Linked DNA regions of Homo sapiens: region 2 is linked to region 1. A link is a loop called in an ENCODE intact Hi-C map of the cell type or tissue named here. Cell type or tissue: HepG2. All regions are shown on one strand.

What was found. Peaks named below come from ENCODE experiments on the same cell type or tissue, not always from the same donor. Only the 100,000 strongest peaks of a DNase experiment are listed, where the experiment ranks them.
Region 2: it touches region 1 in a loop (21-fold over the local background); 3 of 110 quality-filtered maps call a loop at or near these places.

What each region holds. Positions count from the first base shown.
Region 1 is chr1:197,062,043-197,070,042 of GRCh38, forward strand. F13B (coagulation factor XIII B chain) reads right to left here and starts at 5,218. Exons shown (of 12, transcript NM_001994.3): 1 at 5,118-5,218; 2 at 815-1,015. The coding sequence starts at 5,181. RefSeq lists an enhancer at 6,326-7,525. In HepG2, a CTCF peak has its summit at 4,891; no DNase peak of the experiment used is centred here.
Region 2 is chr1:196,738,557-196,746,556 of GRCh38, forward strand. CFH (complement factor H) reads left to right here. Exons shown (of 22, transcript NM_000186.4): 18 at 2,063-2,236; 19 at 3,319-3,495; 20 at 4,896-5,072; 21 at 7,261-7,443. Among named protein-coding and RNA genes, the nearest start is that of CFHR3, 32 kb to the right of the region's middle. RefSeq lists a silencer at 210-410. In HepG2, a CTCF peak has its summit at 4,879 (motif pointing right); a DNase peak (open chromatin) is centred at 4,915.

The DNA.
Region 1 (8,000 bases):
AAAGTATAATGTTATTATTGGCGATTTCATTTTGGAAATATCTGCATAATTTTTTTGAAAATGGATTCAATTTAACACTGACTCTCTTTGTATTTACTAATTTTAGTTCTTATAGTAATTTCTACCCCTACCACATCTACTTCTAGATAGGTTTACTAGATATATCAACCACAATAGCCATATTCAACATCCTCTTTTAAACGAAACTGGCTCAACCAAAGCCCCTTACTCTGGGTCACCTGCCCTAGTGGAAGATCATTGATAGTTTGATGATAGTGTAGCCTGATATAAAATAATGAAATGAGTCAATTAGATTACCTTCTCACAACTTTGAACTCAAACTTTCAATTCAAAATTGAAAAACACATTTTTCAATGGGTATCATGAGAGAAGTTGGCACATGAAGAGAGATGAGTCTTACAAATGATAAAGCATTAGAGTAGCAATCTTGCCCTTCCAGAGGCCAGAGTTTCAAGCATTTTTCTGGCATCTTATGCTTAATTATCAAAATAAGTTTCTTGTTACTTAAAGTAAATTACCTCTCTTTGCCTTGCAATATGATAATTTCAGTTATTACCCTATTCCCTTCAACAGAGTATTATTAAAAACAGATACAGAAAATAACATTTTAATGTAAAAGCATTATTTACTGGATTTCAAATTATGCCTTCATTTTGTAGAAAGACAGATTGCTAGTGATTTTGTTCTTATCTACTAAAAGGTTTAACCGCTTTCCATTTTTATTGGACCCCTATTTTTATATACAAATTTCTTTGAGTATTGAAACATTGAGTGACATATCCAGCTGACTTACTGAAGCACCTTGGCTCTGGAGACCAGCCTTCTGTTGTACACGTGGTTTGCTCTTCTTGTCTTCCACTTTCAGTGGTATAACCAGCCAAGCAGAAAAATGACAATTTTTTGTCTATGCTCATTGGAAAGTAAAAGCTTTTAAAAGTATAGTAATATTGGGCAATTCTTCCATTTTCCACATGAGGAAAACCACAGGGTTTCTCTGAAATGAGTAAATGTCAAGCTGAAAATGGAAAAACAAATCTAAAAACATAAATTTGTAATCAGGTGACAATACAAACTAAAAGTTTTTAGAGACACTTCAACTAGTACTTATTTTTCTTACTTAAATTTTTAAGGTACTTTTGTGACAACTCAAGCAGTCCTTTTATCATAATTGATCTGCAAATGACTTTAAACATCCAACAGTCATGATAAAATTTAGCAGACCACTTTTTCAGGGAAGCTTTGCATAACTTCGTAGAACAGTACTTTTTTTTTTCTTCCTAGACACAGAGTCTTCCTCAGTTATCCAAGCTTCAGTGCAGTGCTGAAATATAGCTCACTGCCACCAGGAGCTCCTGGGCTTAAGCAAGCCTCCTCTCCTGTAGCTAGGACTGCAGGCACATGCCACCACATCTGGCTAATTTTTGTTTTATTTTTTGTAGAGATGAGGGGTCTCACTCTGTTGCTCACGCTGGTCTCAAACTCCTGGACTCAAAGGATCCTTCTGCTTTGGCCTCCCAAAGCACTAGGATTACAAGACTTGAACCACTCCACCCTGCCTGCACTTCCTAATAGATATGTATTGTAAGTCACTTATGTAATTTAAAAATTTCTAATAGTCACATTCATAAAAATACTAAGGAACAATTGAAGTTAGTTTTAATAATAGGTTTTTATTTAACCCAATATATTGAAAATATTTTACATTCTTTTTTTTTCTAACTCTTTAAAATCCACTACATATTTATACTTACAGAATATCTGATCTTGAACTAGTGACATTTTAAGTACTGTCTCCAATAGCTATATGTGGCTGATGGCCACTGTATTGGACAGTACAGTTCAGGAATAGGTAAAGTTTCTCCTTAACATATGCTAACTCATAAAAAATTTTGAAATAAATAGCATTAAAAGAAAAAACAGACAACCAAGTAAAACAAAGCAATACTTGGCAAGAACTTGGCAAAATAGGATATTTAAATGGTTAGAGACCTGGTACTTAGCATTACTAGTCATCAGGGAAATGAAAATTTAAACCACCATGAGATACTACTGCATATCCAATAGAACTGCTGAAATGAAAAAGACAAGCTATCTCAATGATTGTGAAGAAGTGAAGAAACTGGAACTCGCATATTTCTACAACTGAAAGTATAAATCAGTCCAAACTCTATGAGAGAACACCTTTGCAATATATATTGGGGTAAAACATGTACAAACCATATTACCCAATAAAAAAAGCACATATTTGTATACCAAAAGACATGGAAAAAAATGCTTATAGTGGCAGTATTCATATAGTCCCAAACTGGGAACAATCTAAATGCCCATAAATAATAGAAAAGATAAACACATTTTAGACTATGCATACAATGGAATATTATCCAACAACAGAAATGAACAAATGGTGAATCTCATAAACATAATATTGAGTGAAAGAAGCCAATCACATATGAATTAATGTATACATTTGCATAACTTTTTAAAAGAAAACAAACTAATCCATGATAATAGAAGTCAGAATGGTTACCTTTGGGGTTTAGTGCCTTAGAAGGATCATATTTCTGGGGTACTATCACTGTTCTATATCTTGATCTGGATGGTGTAAAATTTTGTAAAAACTATATAAGTGTATCCTGTGATTTTTGCATTTTTCTGGATATGTTATACTCCAAATAAAACATATATTTTAAAAATATATCTTTATGTTGAAGATCTTAAAGTCATAAAAACACTTAAAAGAAAGAAATGCTCGAACAATCCTAGGAGCTGTGGTGGGAAGAAACATGGGCAGTCATGGATGGAAGAAGGCCTAGATCCAGTGTGATTACTACGGCTTCAATGCCTTGGTTGATCACTGTATACCTTAATGCTACTATGAGACATAAAATACTAGTAGTGCTAGCCTAGGTTTGAAGGAAATGGATGTGGAATGATGAGCAACAAAACTTCCACTATCTGATGGAGCAGACAGAAAAACATGGGCTGGATAGTCCCCATTCCTTGAGAATTATTCTCACCATTTTTTCACACCCAAGCACCAAAGGAATTTACAATAAAAAGAGTCTTCCAAAATAGCAGTGCAATGGTGAATACACAAGAAATTTCCCTGAGGGGCACAGTTGCTTGTCAGGGAGGGGCAGCAAAGTATTCTCTGCACAACAATCCTAGGTTGTGGCTTTAAAGACTCTCTGTCCTGGGACATCTCCCTCCACCACCAGGATAGGCACATTATTTGTTAAGGTAGCTGGAATGCCTTGGAGAATATGAATTCCTGACAAAAAATTAATGAGAAATGTGAGGAATATACTAATCACATATAAACCAGGAAATCACAGATGTCTGAACATATTAAAAAAAGTACATGAAGCGATGGACACACTTACTACTGATCAGAGAATGGTAAATAAATAAAAATGGGATATCACTTTATGAATAACCATATAGCAACCAGTACAAAAATGGACAATATGAGGTGTTGGTGAGAATGATGAGGAGCAACAATTTACATCCTCTCTCAGAGATGATATACTTCAAAACTGCCATTCTGCAAAAGTAATCTCTCATTACAGAAATCAAGTACAAGAATAGACTCAATAATGCTATCTGTGAGTGAATACAGACTGATGACATTCTTACAGAAAGATAAGTTGGTTATATTACAATATTCATTCCAGAGCTATTTGTGGTTGAGAGAGCTAGAGTAACATGTTAAAACATTGTAGTAGGTCCCAGGGGAAATGGACTTCAAGATTAGGAATAAGGGGATAAAATGTGTAAGTAAAGCAAGAGTGAGACCTTTCATAGGCCAATAATACTTGCATACCATGAAATGAGAAACACAATTAATTCAATTCTTGTCCCTGAAGTGCACAATGGGAGTTGAGAGAAGCATGCAAAAATAAAATCATTGTCTTGGTCTTCAAGCAGCTTACTTTTTTTTTTGTTGTGTAAAATAGCATTATAACCTTATAATAATTAGAAAATTAACTAGAATATTGCAATGTCTTTATGGTATAGATAACAGACAATTATATCTGCTGGTATTTCCCTATTTAGACAGAAAAATAAAATCAAAAGAAATTCATGCAAAAATCATCCTATTATAGAATTAAAAGTATAAAATAAGATTAATTCTGTGTCTTTCACTTTTATAATTTTAATTATAGATGTTTTGGTAGAAAATTTATAGTTAACTATTCAACTAAAACACAGTTAAAACTTATGTATTTAATTTCAACAAATTCCCAAAAATGTTTATTTTAGAAAAGCTGTATTGCTGTAGCTTCCTTCTTTGTATGTTCACTCTTGCTAATGCTAAGTGTCCTCCCTGGATTCTTCATCCTATGGCCTGATAATATTGATAATGTTCCTGAACAACATACCCATGTACACTGCCTAGCTTCCACTCGCACACTAATCTTACACATTGGGCAATCTGACTATAAAGCTTTCTAATAGGGAGTCCATAGGTATTGGTTTGTTTGGAAAGTCCTGATTTACATGTGTTGTCCAAACAGTTATTAATAGAGCCCCTCTTTTACTCTCTAAGTGTCCCTGTTTGTACAAGCAATTATATGGTTCACCTACTAATCACTACTTAATGTCTCCAACAAATGAATAATTCATTGTGATAAAAATCAAAGTCTCAAAAGTAAAAAATATTTATGGCTATTTCCTTTTCAAATTTCCCACATTAAACTCTCACCTTATGAACAGAATTAAAATTGTACAAGTTTTGTCAGTATTAGGAATGGATTCTAGCATAAATTTAGAATTAAAGTTAACATGTGACTTCGAAATGGACATATTGTTAACCTGAAAACCTTTTCGAAGTATTTAGATCCTGGTCTCCTATGCCCCCTAGAGATACAAGGGTTTTTGTTTTGTTTTGCTTTTCTGACTTATGCTACTGTAAGAACACTTTACTAATTTTGCTCAAAGGAAAAGGTCTAAATATTATAAAAAGTTATATTTATAAAATATGTTATAAAATTGATAATGAAAATAGAAGAGTATATTAAAACTTGAGTTGTATAAATATTAGAATCTCCATTTGTATGTTTTAGAGAATAAAGAATATTAAGAATTAATTTTACCTTCTGCATAGAGTTCTCCTGAGATTATCAATATGATGATAAAAGTCAGGTTTTTCAACCTCATCTTCAGTGGTGTGCTTCACAAAGATTTTAACAATTCTAAGCACTAGGAACTTGTCATTAAGTACACAATACTTCTCTTGAGGAAAAAGTTAATAATTTATAACCTCTGTCTAAGTCCTTTTGTAACGAGTCTTATATTTCACTTAAAATATTTTGAAATAATGTTAAAATAACACAACTATATTAATTGACATTACTTACCATGTCAGAGTCCAGTAAGAGCATGATAACTGATTAGGGCAACAATAGCAGCAGAATAAATAATAAATTATAGCAGCAGAATAAATAATACTAGGTAAATTTTCAACCTAAGTTCCCAATTGTAAATTCATAGAGTAAAGTTCACTTGAGGCCATAGATCTTTACTAATATTGATCAGGTAAAAAGATGAACTTAGGAACATGAGATAACAGATACCTGATGTTGAAATATGTTGTTGCCTAGACTGCACTCCTTAAAGAGATACAGAACCATAGTTGTCTCAATGATAGAATAGTATTACTTATAATAGTAGTGTTTGACATTTAGAGAGTTTTTACTTTGTGGCAGGTGGTGAGATCAGCACTGTGCTATATCAACATTCATTCATGAGAAATGTTTAGAACGTCCATGATAATGGCAGCACATGTAACAGTTTTGAGGTATTTAGCAGTGAAAAAACTGGATTAAAATTATTGCCCTCATGGAGTTTACATTCTAATGAGTTTTAATTTAAAATACAAAATAGGAAAAAATGGTGGATAGGAGGCAGGACTAACTTGCAGCTCCCACTTGGATGGACAGAGCAGGATGTGGAGACTCGCATTGTGAACTTTTGCTCCAAGAACTGCTGCAAGGATATAACAGGAAAGCCAAGATAATCCACAGACCCTCTGAAGAAAGTATATTGCTCCTGCATGACCCAGAAAATAGCCCACATACTGTGAATGCCCAAACTGTGAAAAGTGTGAAAGGGGTATTGTCCACCCCTGAACACACACCCTTGGGGAACCTGAAGGTCTAGATCACAGGAGAAGGATTTGACCTTACCTGGAGCTCAGACAATTTAGAGAGCTGAGCGAAATACAGGGGTAGAGGAAGCAAAGGGTAAAGCCCCATCGTCTCTGTGGGTCCCCAGAGAAGCCATTTCTGACTTGTCTCACAGGGGCTGCCGGAGGAACTGGGAAAAGACCACAGGGAGAAGGAAACCTCCAGCTGAACTTAGTAACAATTCCAACCGAACACAAACTTTCCTGTCCAGAACTCAGGAAAGGGCGTGAATCTGGTGTGCAGACTTAACAGGTAGGGAGGCACAAAAGTCTGGCTTGCATTCTCAGCTGGGAGGCTAGTAGCCTGGGGCAAGTTCTCAATCCTGCTCCCCTACTGCCTGGAAACAAATTCGGTGCTTTTTGGGGGAACACAGTAGAAGTGAGATTTGCTTGTTGGGTTGTGTGAGAGCTGGGTGAGGTCTGTAACTGCCAGCTTTCCCCCACTTCCCTGACAACCTGCATGACACAGAAGAGGCAGCCATAATCCTCCTGGGAAGGTAACTCCATTAACCTGGGAATCACACCCCCATTCCCCACAGAGCCACAACAAGCCCCACCCAAGAAGACTCTGAGCTCAGACATGCCTAACCCTGCCCCCACCTGATGGTCCTTCCCTACCCACCCTGGTAGCTGAAGACAAAGGTCATATTCTCTTGGAAGTTCTAGTGTCCCACCCACCACCTGATCCTCCCCTATATACCACAGCTGATGCTCTCATGAAAGCACTACCTCATGGCAGTGTGTCTGGAATTGGTTCCTTCCAATGGGTTCTTGGTCTTGCTGACTTCAAGAATGAAGCTGCGGACGCTTGCGGTGAGCATTACAGTTTTTAAAGATGGTGTGTCCGGAGTTTGTTCCTCTGATGTTCAGATGTGTCCAGAGTTTCTTCCTTCTGGTGGGTTCCTGGTCTTGCTGACTTCAGGAGTGAAGCCGCAGACCTTCACAGTGAGTGTTACAGCTCTAAAAGATGGTGCGTCCGGAGTTGTTTCTTCCTCCTGGTGGGTTCGAGGTCTTGCTGACTTCAGGAGTGAAGCCACAGACCTTCGCGGTGAGTGTTACAGCTCATAAAGGTAGTGCAGACCCAAAAAGAGAGCAGCAGCAAGATTTATTGCAAAGAGCGAAAGAACAAAGTTTCCACAGCCTGGAAGGGGACCAGACCAGGTTGCTGCGGCTGGCTCGGGTGGCCAGCTTTTATTCCCTTATTTGGCTCCGCCCACATCCCGCTGATTGGCACATTTTACAGAGTGCTGGTTGGTCTGTTTTTACAAAGTGCTGATTGGTGCATTTACAAACCTTTAGCTAGACACAGAGCGCTGATTGGTGTGTTTACAATCCTTTAGCTAGACAGAAAAGTTCTCCAAGTCCCCATTCGACCCAGGAAGTCCAGCTGGCTTCACCTCTCAGCAGGAGGCCAACCAGCACCAAACTAGTGCATCAAACAACTACAACTAAGGACCCTCACAGAGTTCCTTTCACTCCCCTGCCACCTCTACTGGAACAGGTGCTGGTATCCATGACTGAGAGAACTGAAGACAGTTTACATCACAGGACTCTATGCAGACAACCCCCAGTACCAGCCCAGAGCCTGGTAGCCCTTCTGGTGGCTAGATCCAGAAAAGTAATAATAATCACTACAGTTTGGCTCTCAGGAAGTCACATCCCTAGGAAAAGGGGGAGAATACTACATCAAGGGAGCACCCCGTGGGACAAAAGAATCTGAACAGCAGCCTTGAGCCCCAGATCTCCCCTCTGACATAGCCTACCCAAAAGAGAAGGAACTAGAAAAACAATT
Region 2 (8,000 bases), 320 kb before region 1:
GGGCAGTCATTAAACCTTAAATTTCCAAGATTATCTCCTTTGACTCCATGTCTCACATTCAGGTCATGCTGATGCAAGAGATGGGCTCCCACAGCCTTGTGCAGATGTGGCTTTGTCCCCCTCCTGGTTGCTTTCATGGGCTGGCATTGAGTGTCTGTGGCTTTTCCAGGAACATAGTGCAAGCTATTGATGGATCTACCATTCTGGGGCTTCAATGATTGTGGTCCTGTTCTCACAGCTCCACAAGGCAGTGCCTCAGTGGGGACTCTATGTGAGGGCTCTGACCCCACATTTCCTTTCCTCAATGGCCTAGCAGAGGTTCTCCATGTGGGCTCCCCCCTGCAGCAAACTTCTGCCTGGACATCCAGGTATTTTCATATATCCTCTGCAACCTAGTTGTAGGTTCCCAAACCTCAATTCTTGACTTGTGTGCACCCACAGGCCCAAGACTACATGTAATCCACCAAGGCTTGGGGTTTCACCCTTTGAGGCAATGGACCAAGCTGTTTGTTGGCCCCTTTTAGCCACAGCTGGAGCTGAAGCAGCTGGGATACAGTCCTGAGGCTGCATAGAGCAGCAGGGACCTGATCCAGGTCCATCAAACCATTTTTCCCTCCTGGGCTTCTGGGCCTGTGATGGGTGGGGGTGTCATGAAGGCCTCTGACATGCCCCGGAGATATATTCCCCATTGTCTTGGTGATTAACTTTGGCTCCTTATTATTTTTGCAAATTTCTGCAGCAGGCTTGAATTTCTCCCCAGAAAAATGAAGTTTTATTTTCTATTGCATTTACAAGCTGCACATTTTCCAAACTTTTATGCTCTGCTTCCTCTTGAGCTCTTTGCCACTTAGAAGTTTATTCTGCCAGATACCCTAAATCATCTCTCTCAAGTTCAAAGTTCCACAGATCTCTAAGGCAGGGCAATATGCCACCAGTCTCTTTGCATAGCAGGAGTGACCTTTACTCCAGTTTCAAACAAGTTCCTCACCTCATCTTCATCTGTGACCACCCCATCCTGGACTTCATTGTCCATATCACTGTGAGTATTTTGGTCAAAGCCATTCAACAAGCCTCTAGGAAGTGCCAAACTTTCCCACATCTTGTCTTCTGAGCCGTCCAACTCCCTAGGAAGTTCCAAACATTTTAACATTCTCCTGTCTTCTTCTGACCCCTCCAAATGGTTCTAACCCCTGCCTGTTATCCAGTTCCAAAGCTGCTTCCACATTTTTGGTTATCTTTACAGCAGCACCCTACTCTCTGCAGTACCAATTTACTGTATTAGTCTGTTATCATGCTGCTATAAAGAACTACCCAAGACTGCATAATTTATAAAGGAAAGAGGTGTAATTGACTCACAATTCCACATGGCTGGGAGGCCTCAGGAAACTTACAACCCTGGTGGAAGGGTAAGCAAACATGTCCTTCTTCACATGATGACAGGAAGGAGAAGTGCAAAGCAAAGACAGAAAAGCTCCTTATAAAACCATCAGATCTCAGGAGAACTCACGCAGTATCATGAGAACAGCAGCAGAGGAAAAATCGCCCTCATGATTCAATTTTCTCCCACCAGGTCCCATCCACAACACGTGAGGATTATGGCAATTGCAATTCACGATGAGATTTGGGTGGGGACACAGCTAAACCTGTTCTGCAAGTTGTCATGTTTGCTTTGCCACTATGTTTTAAAACTTCTTTTACATTCTTCCCACAATGCCCCTTCTTATTTCCTACAATATATTATGTTTTACCTGGAATCGTTAACTCTCAATGTGTATCTTATTATCACTAGTAAGTTTACAGAGGCATTGTTTACCAGGCATAGATGATCTCTTTCTGAAATGTATTGCTATTTTTAGTTTCAAGTCCTTCTTCAGTTGGTGACAGTCCGATAGACAGACAGACACCAGAAGGCTAGTTTTAGGAAACATTTGTGTTACTTCTCTGTGATGTCATAGTAGCTCCTGTATTGTTTATTTTCAAATAAAACTACTTAATATTAAAACAGGCATATAAAATTAAATTTATGAGTTAGTGAAACCTGAATTCATTCTTTTTTTTTTAGGCCTTCCTTGTAAATCTCCACCTGAGATTTCTCATGGTGTTGTAGCTCACATGTCAGACAGTTATCAGTATGGAGAAGAAGTTACGTACAAATGTTTTGAAGGTTTTGGAATTGATGGGCCTGCAATTGCAAAATGCTTAGGAGAAAAATGGTCTCACCCTCCATCATGCATAAGTATGGTGCATTGAATTTTATTATATGTATGATAAATATTCTTCATTCAAAGTGTAAGTGGTACCAATAAGAAAGTAAACAGGGACTCTAGAAATTCATAAGGTTTTCTTGAATATTCTGGACTGCTGTGGGAAATTATAGCTGTAGTAATTAAAACATTTGACATTATAAGCCAAATTAGTTCATTTTCACATCATCTTGTGTGAACTTTAAGCATCCTCTGATGTATATTCTCAGACTTCTCATCTCTGTTCTTAGGGCACAGCTGCCTCTACTCATCAATCTCCACATTATTCAATCTTCTGTCAGTTTATCAACAATCTGCCTATAAGTACATTTTCTGAAATATTTTAAAAAATCATTATAAGTATTTCACATTTGATAGAAGCAAAAAATTTGGAAATGCACACACAATATAGGTGGTGTATTATTCCGTTTTCACACTGCTGTAAAGACCTTCCTGAGACTGGGTAATTTATAAAAGAAAAAATTTTAATTGATCACAGTTCCTCATGACTGAGGAGGTGTCATGAAACTTACCATTACCGCTGAAGGGGAAGCAGGCACCTTCTTCACAAGGTGGCAGGAGAGAGAGGAGTGAGTGAAGGAGGAACTTCTAAACAGTTATTAAATCATCATATCTTGTGAGAACTCACTCACCATCGTGAGAACAGCATGTGGGAAACTGCCACCATGATCCAATCACTTCCCACCAGGTCTCTCTCTCAACACCTGGAGATTATTATTCAAGATGAGATTTGGGTGAGGACACAAAGCCTAACCATATCAGGTGGCAAGTATGGACAAAAATAATGTGAACAAAAAAATGTGTAATCTCAATTGCTACGGCTACCAATATTTCTTCAGTCTTCTAATATCATTTCTATCTTGTATTTTTAATAGATTTAGAAGAATTTAATGTAATTAAGACAAAATGGCTAATATATTTTCTCAAGTTATAAGAAAAATGTTGTACAGTATTCATTGATTCTATATATCGCTATTTTAGAATCCATTACATGTATTGTATGTAACCTATTTTTAAAGATTTGCGGAACAAATACATATTTTTCCTATTTCAGAAACAGATTGTCTCAGTTTACCTAGCTTTGAAAATGCCATACCCATGGGAGAGAAGAAGGATGTGTATAAGGCGGGTGAGCAAGTGACTTACACTTGTGCAACATATTACAAAATGGATGGAGCCAGTAATGTAACATGCATTAATAGCAGATGGACAGGAAGGCCAACATGCAGAGGTACTTTGGTGAATTTTCAAAATTTATTTATATAATGTGTGGGCCCAGCCCAGTGGCTGGCGCCTGTAATCCCAGCACTTTGGGAGGCCGAGGTGGGCGGATCACTTGAGGTCAGGAGTTCGAGACCAGCCTGGCCAACATGGTGAAAACCCGTCTCTACTAAAAATACAAAAAAATAGTGGGGCATGGTGACATGCATCTGAAGTCCCAGCTACTTGGGAGACTGAGGCAGGAGAATCGCTTGAACCAGGGAGATGAAGATTGAAGTGGGCCAAGATCGTGCCACTGCACTCCACCCAGGGTGACAGAGTGAGATTCCGTCTCAAAAAAATAAATAAACCTGAAATAAATAAATATATAAGTACAATTTATTTATATAGAGTGTTTTGGGAATAAAATATAGAATTGTCTCTAACATCATTAAAATGGACATAAATTAAGTTTTTACGGCAGGACAAAGTAGTCGTATGCCTAAAAATAAAAAGATGGAACTGAGTATTTGATGATTAATCTTAGCTCAATAGTTCTCAAAGTGTGGTCGCTAAACCGGTAGCATCATCATCTTCTTGGAGATTGTTTGAAATGAAAATAAAATTCCGTAAGCTCATTCTAGACATCCAGAATCAAAAGTCTCAAAGTAAAACCCTGAAACTGTTTTACCAACACCTCCAGGGAATTCTATTTACACTTCCGAGTGAGAAGCATTGCTATAGTCTATTCACTACACATGGATATGAAACTCTCTGATGAATTTTGCATTGTTCAGCATAATATCCTTAATCATTGGCAATTAAATTATCTGAGGTTATTTTTATTATTATAGGCTTTTTAAAAAAATTTTTCCACATCTCCAATTTGGATCCTTTGATTAACCATTCTTCCTCCTTTTAACTTGGGTAATTTTCAAAATGTGTTTTTAATTCTTTGCTTATTCGCTAAGAAAATGCCTATTTGAGTTTATTTTTAAGAGGCTAAAATGTATAAGCAGGATGATTGCAAACAAAAATCTGGTATCACATAATCTATTTATGCTGACTTTTTGCATTTTATAAATTAATGTTAAATAAATAGAACTGGTAATATTTGTTTACTCAAACTCAAAGAGAGATATCCAGGAAAACTTTCGTTTACACTGGCTTCCAGAAGGGAAAAATAAAGGTCTATCAGTGTTCTAGCGAAGGATGAAGAAGAAATTTAAAACATCAACGCTTGTACCTTACAAAAAATAGTTTCATGTCTTTTCCTCAATATTACATTTAAATTTATTAAAATCAACAAAATATTTGATGAGATTGTCTACTTATTTTAAATTCGTCTTGAAATATATTTGTAACTGTTATCAGTTGATTTGCTACTCAAAATGAACACTAGGTGGAACCACTTCTTTTTTTTCTATTCAGACACCTCCTGTGTGAATCCGCCCACAGTACAAAATGCTTATATAGTGTCGAGACAGATGAGTAAATATCCATCTGGTGAGAGAGTACGTTATCAATGTAGGAGCCCTTATGAAATGTTTGGGGATGAAGAAGTGATGTGTTTAAATGGAAACTGGACGGAACCACCTCAATGCAAAGGTAGAGTATTATATTTCTTTTAACATTTTGGGGGAGTATAGCAGGGTTAAAATATGTTGATTTAAACAAAATGAAGTCATTTTTATTAATAGATTTTTCAAATGCAAATAAAATGACTGATGGTGCTTAAAATTCAATTCTTCCTGTGAACAGAACACAAGTAATAGGGTATATTATTTTCCAGAAAGATTCGACCAAATTGAGAGTTGGAACCTGAAAAACAATACTTTTTAAGCATTACAACACTTAGTTCCTTCTCAGGAATACGTGTAATAAAAGATACATTATGTGCATTTGACAGCCATAAGTGATGTGCATTCTAAGATATGGAATAGGCAGTTGAAGAGAGATCATAGACTGTGATATAAATGTGGGCATCTTCAGTATATGGATTATATTTAAAGGTGTGTGACTGACTGTATTTATAAAAAGAAGTCCGAGCACATAGTCCTGGGTCATTCTAATATAAAGAGATGAAATAAGGGAAACCAAAAAAGGAAATTGTATCTTACTCACCTTTATGTTTTAAAATTAATGTTTTTCTGTATTTTTTTTTTCACTATTTTACTTAGACTCTACCTATGTTTATTATTGAAGTGAGTTTTTGTAGACAGCATATAGTTGGGTCATGTTTACATATCCATTCATCCTTTCATGGCCTGTTAACTGGTGCACTTGGACCATTTACACTTAAAATAATTATTGATATATAGGACTTAAATCTCTGTCGTTTATTTGTTTCTGCCTGTTTCCTCTGGGTTTCAGTCCTATTTCCCTATTCCTCCATTCCCTGTAGGGAAATTATTAAGGAGATTAATTTCGATTCATATGTATTGTTTTCCATTCTATCTCTTTGTATAGCTTTTCTCCTCCTTTTAAAAAGTTGTTGCTCTAGCTAATACTATATATGTAATAATATATTACTGTCTACTGGCACTGACATTTAAATCTACAACTGGAATATGGAAACCTTACTTTCATGTAGATCCATTTACACTCTCCACGTTGTAAGTATAAATGCCACTAGTATTTTCTCTGCATACATTGAGCTCCATATTAAACTCACTTGCTTCAAATATCGAACATAATTGAAAAAACTTATGAGGAAAAAGATATCCTGTTATATTGACTCCTCTGTTTATCCATTCTATTTTTCTATTTTTTCAGGATCCTAAAGTCTCAAGCTCTTTCTTTTATCTGTTTTATTTTAATTTGAAGAATTCCTTTAGTTAATCTTTAGGCATAGGTCTACTGGAGACAAATTCCCTTGGTATCCCTTTCTCTGAGAATGTCTGTATTGATCCCCTTACTTGTAAAAGATCGTGTCACTGGATATCAAATTTGGAGTTGACAGTTCTTTGAACACTTGAAAACCGTGCCACATGGTTATAGATGAAAAACTCAGCATCATTTGAATTGTTGATCCCCTCGAGGAAAAGCATAGTTTTTGTCTAGTTGCTTTCAAGGTATTTTTTTCTTTTTTTAAAGTAGTTTTATTTTAATGTATATTGGTATAAATTCCAATGTTTTTATCCTCTTTGGAGTTCACTCAGCTTCTTAAATATAAGTTTATACCTTATGGTCAAAATGGGAAGTTTTCAGGCATCATTTTATTTATTCATTTTTCCAGCCCAATATCCTTTCTCTTCTTTTTCTGCATCGGCATTATTTGTTGTTGTATTTTTCTGAATGTCTCAGTTCAGTTTTTTGTTTTCAGTTTATTTTCAGAGTGGGTAATTTATATTGCTGTATGTTCAAGTTCATGGATTTATTTGTCTGTCAGCTCCCCATGTATTATTAAGTATATTCAGTGTTTTTAAAAAATTTTTGTCATACTTTTCCATTTTATAATTCCTATGGGATTTTTCGAATATGAAATAAGAAACTTCCTTTGTCATAGTTTTCTATGTTTAGCATGTATTCATTCGGAAAGACATTTCTTAATCCTGGTCTACCATAAGCAGCAATATTTGTTAATGTTTTATGTGTTCTTTCAGTACGGAGAAAAGAACTTAAATATATTACTTTCAGTTTAAAGGGTTAAAATTTCTTCCAGGACTCATTTCTTTCACCAGAAATCACAAAACTGTTGATATTATATACAGTGCTGTGTTTGCGTTTGCCTTATTTGAACTTGTATTTTGATTTGCTCTCACAACAAATCAAGTGATGAAATGATGTTTTTTAGATTCTACAGGAAAATGTGGGCCCCCTCCACCTATTGACAATGGGGACATTACTTCATTCCCGTTGTCAGTATATGCTCCAGCTTCATCAGTTGAGTACCAATGCCAGAACTTGTATCAACTTGAGGGTAACAAGCGAATAACATGTAGAAATGGACAATGGTCAGAACCACCAAAATGCTTACGTAAGTACTTTAATATTCACGTGGCTGGAAAAATCTCTGTGATGAGTCTGATATTTCACTGTTTGTAACAAAATACTCACAGATTATTGAACAACCATTCTGCTGAATGCTTGCCTACCAAATATTTCTGTCAGAAAGTAAAGTTTAGAAATTTTTCTCTTTAGGGCTGGGTGCGGTGGCTCACACCTGTAATCCCAGCACTTTGGGAGGCTGAGGCGGGCAGATCACGAGGTCAGGAGATTGAGGACCATCCTGGCTAACACGGTGAAACCCCGTCTCTACTAAAAATACAAAATAATAATAATAACCGGCATGGTGACGGGCACCTGTAGTCCCAGCTAGTCGGGAGTCTGAGGCAGGAAAATGGCGGGAACCCGGGAGGCGGAGGTTGCAGTGAGCCGAGTTCGCGCCACTGCACTCCAGCCTGGGTGACAAAGCGAGACTCCGTCTCAATAAAAACAACAAAAAAAGTAATTTTTCTCTTTATATTTATATTTTATTTTAAAGCATTTAGTTGACAAATAAAAATATATTTTGATGTTTGACAATATGTTGTT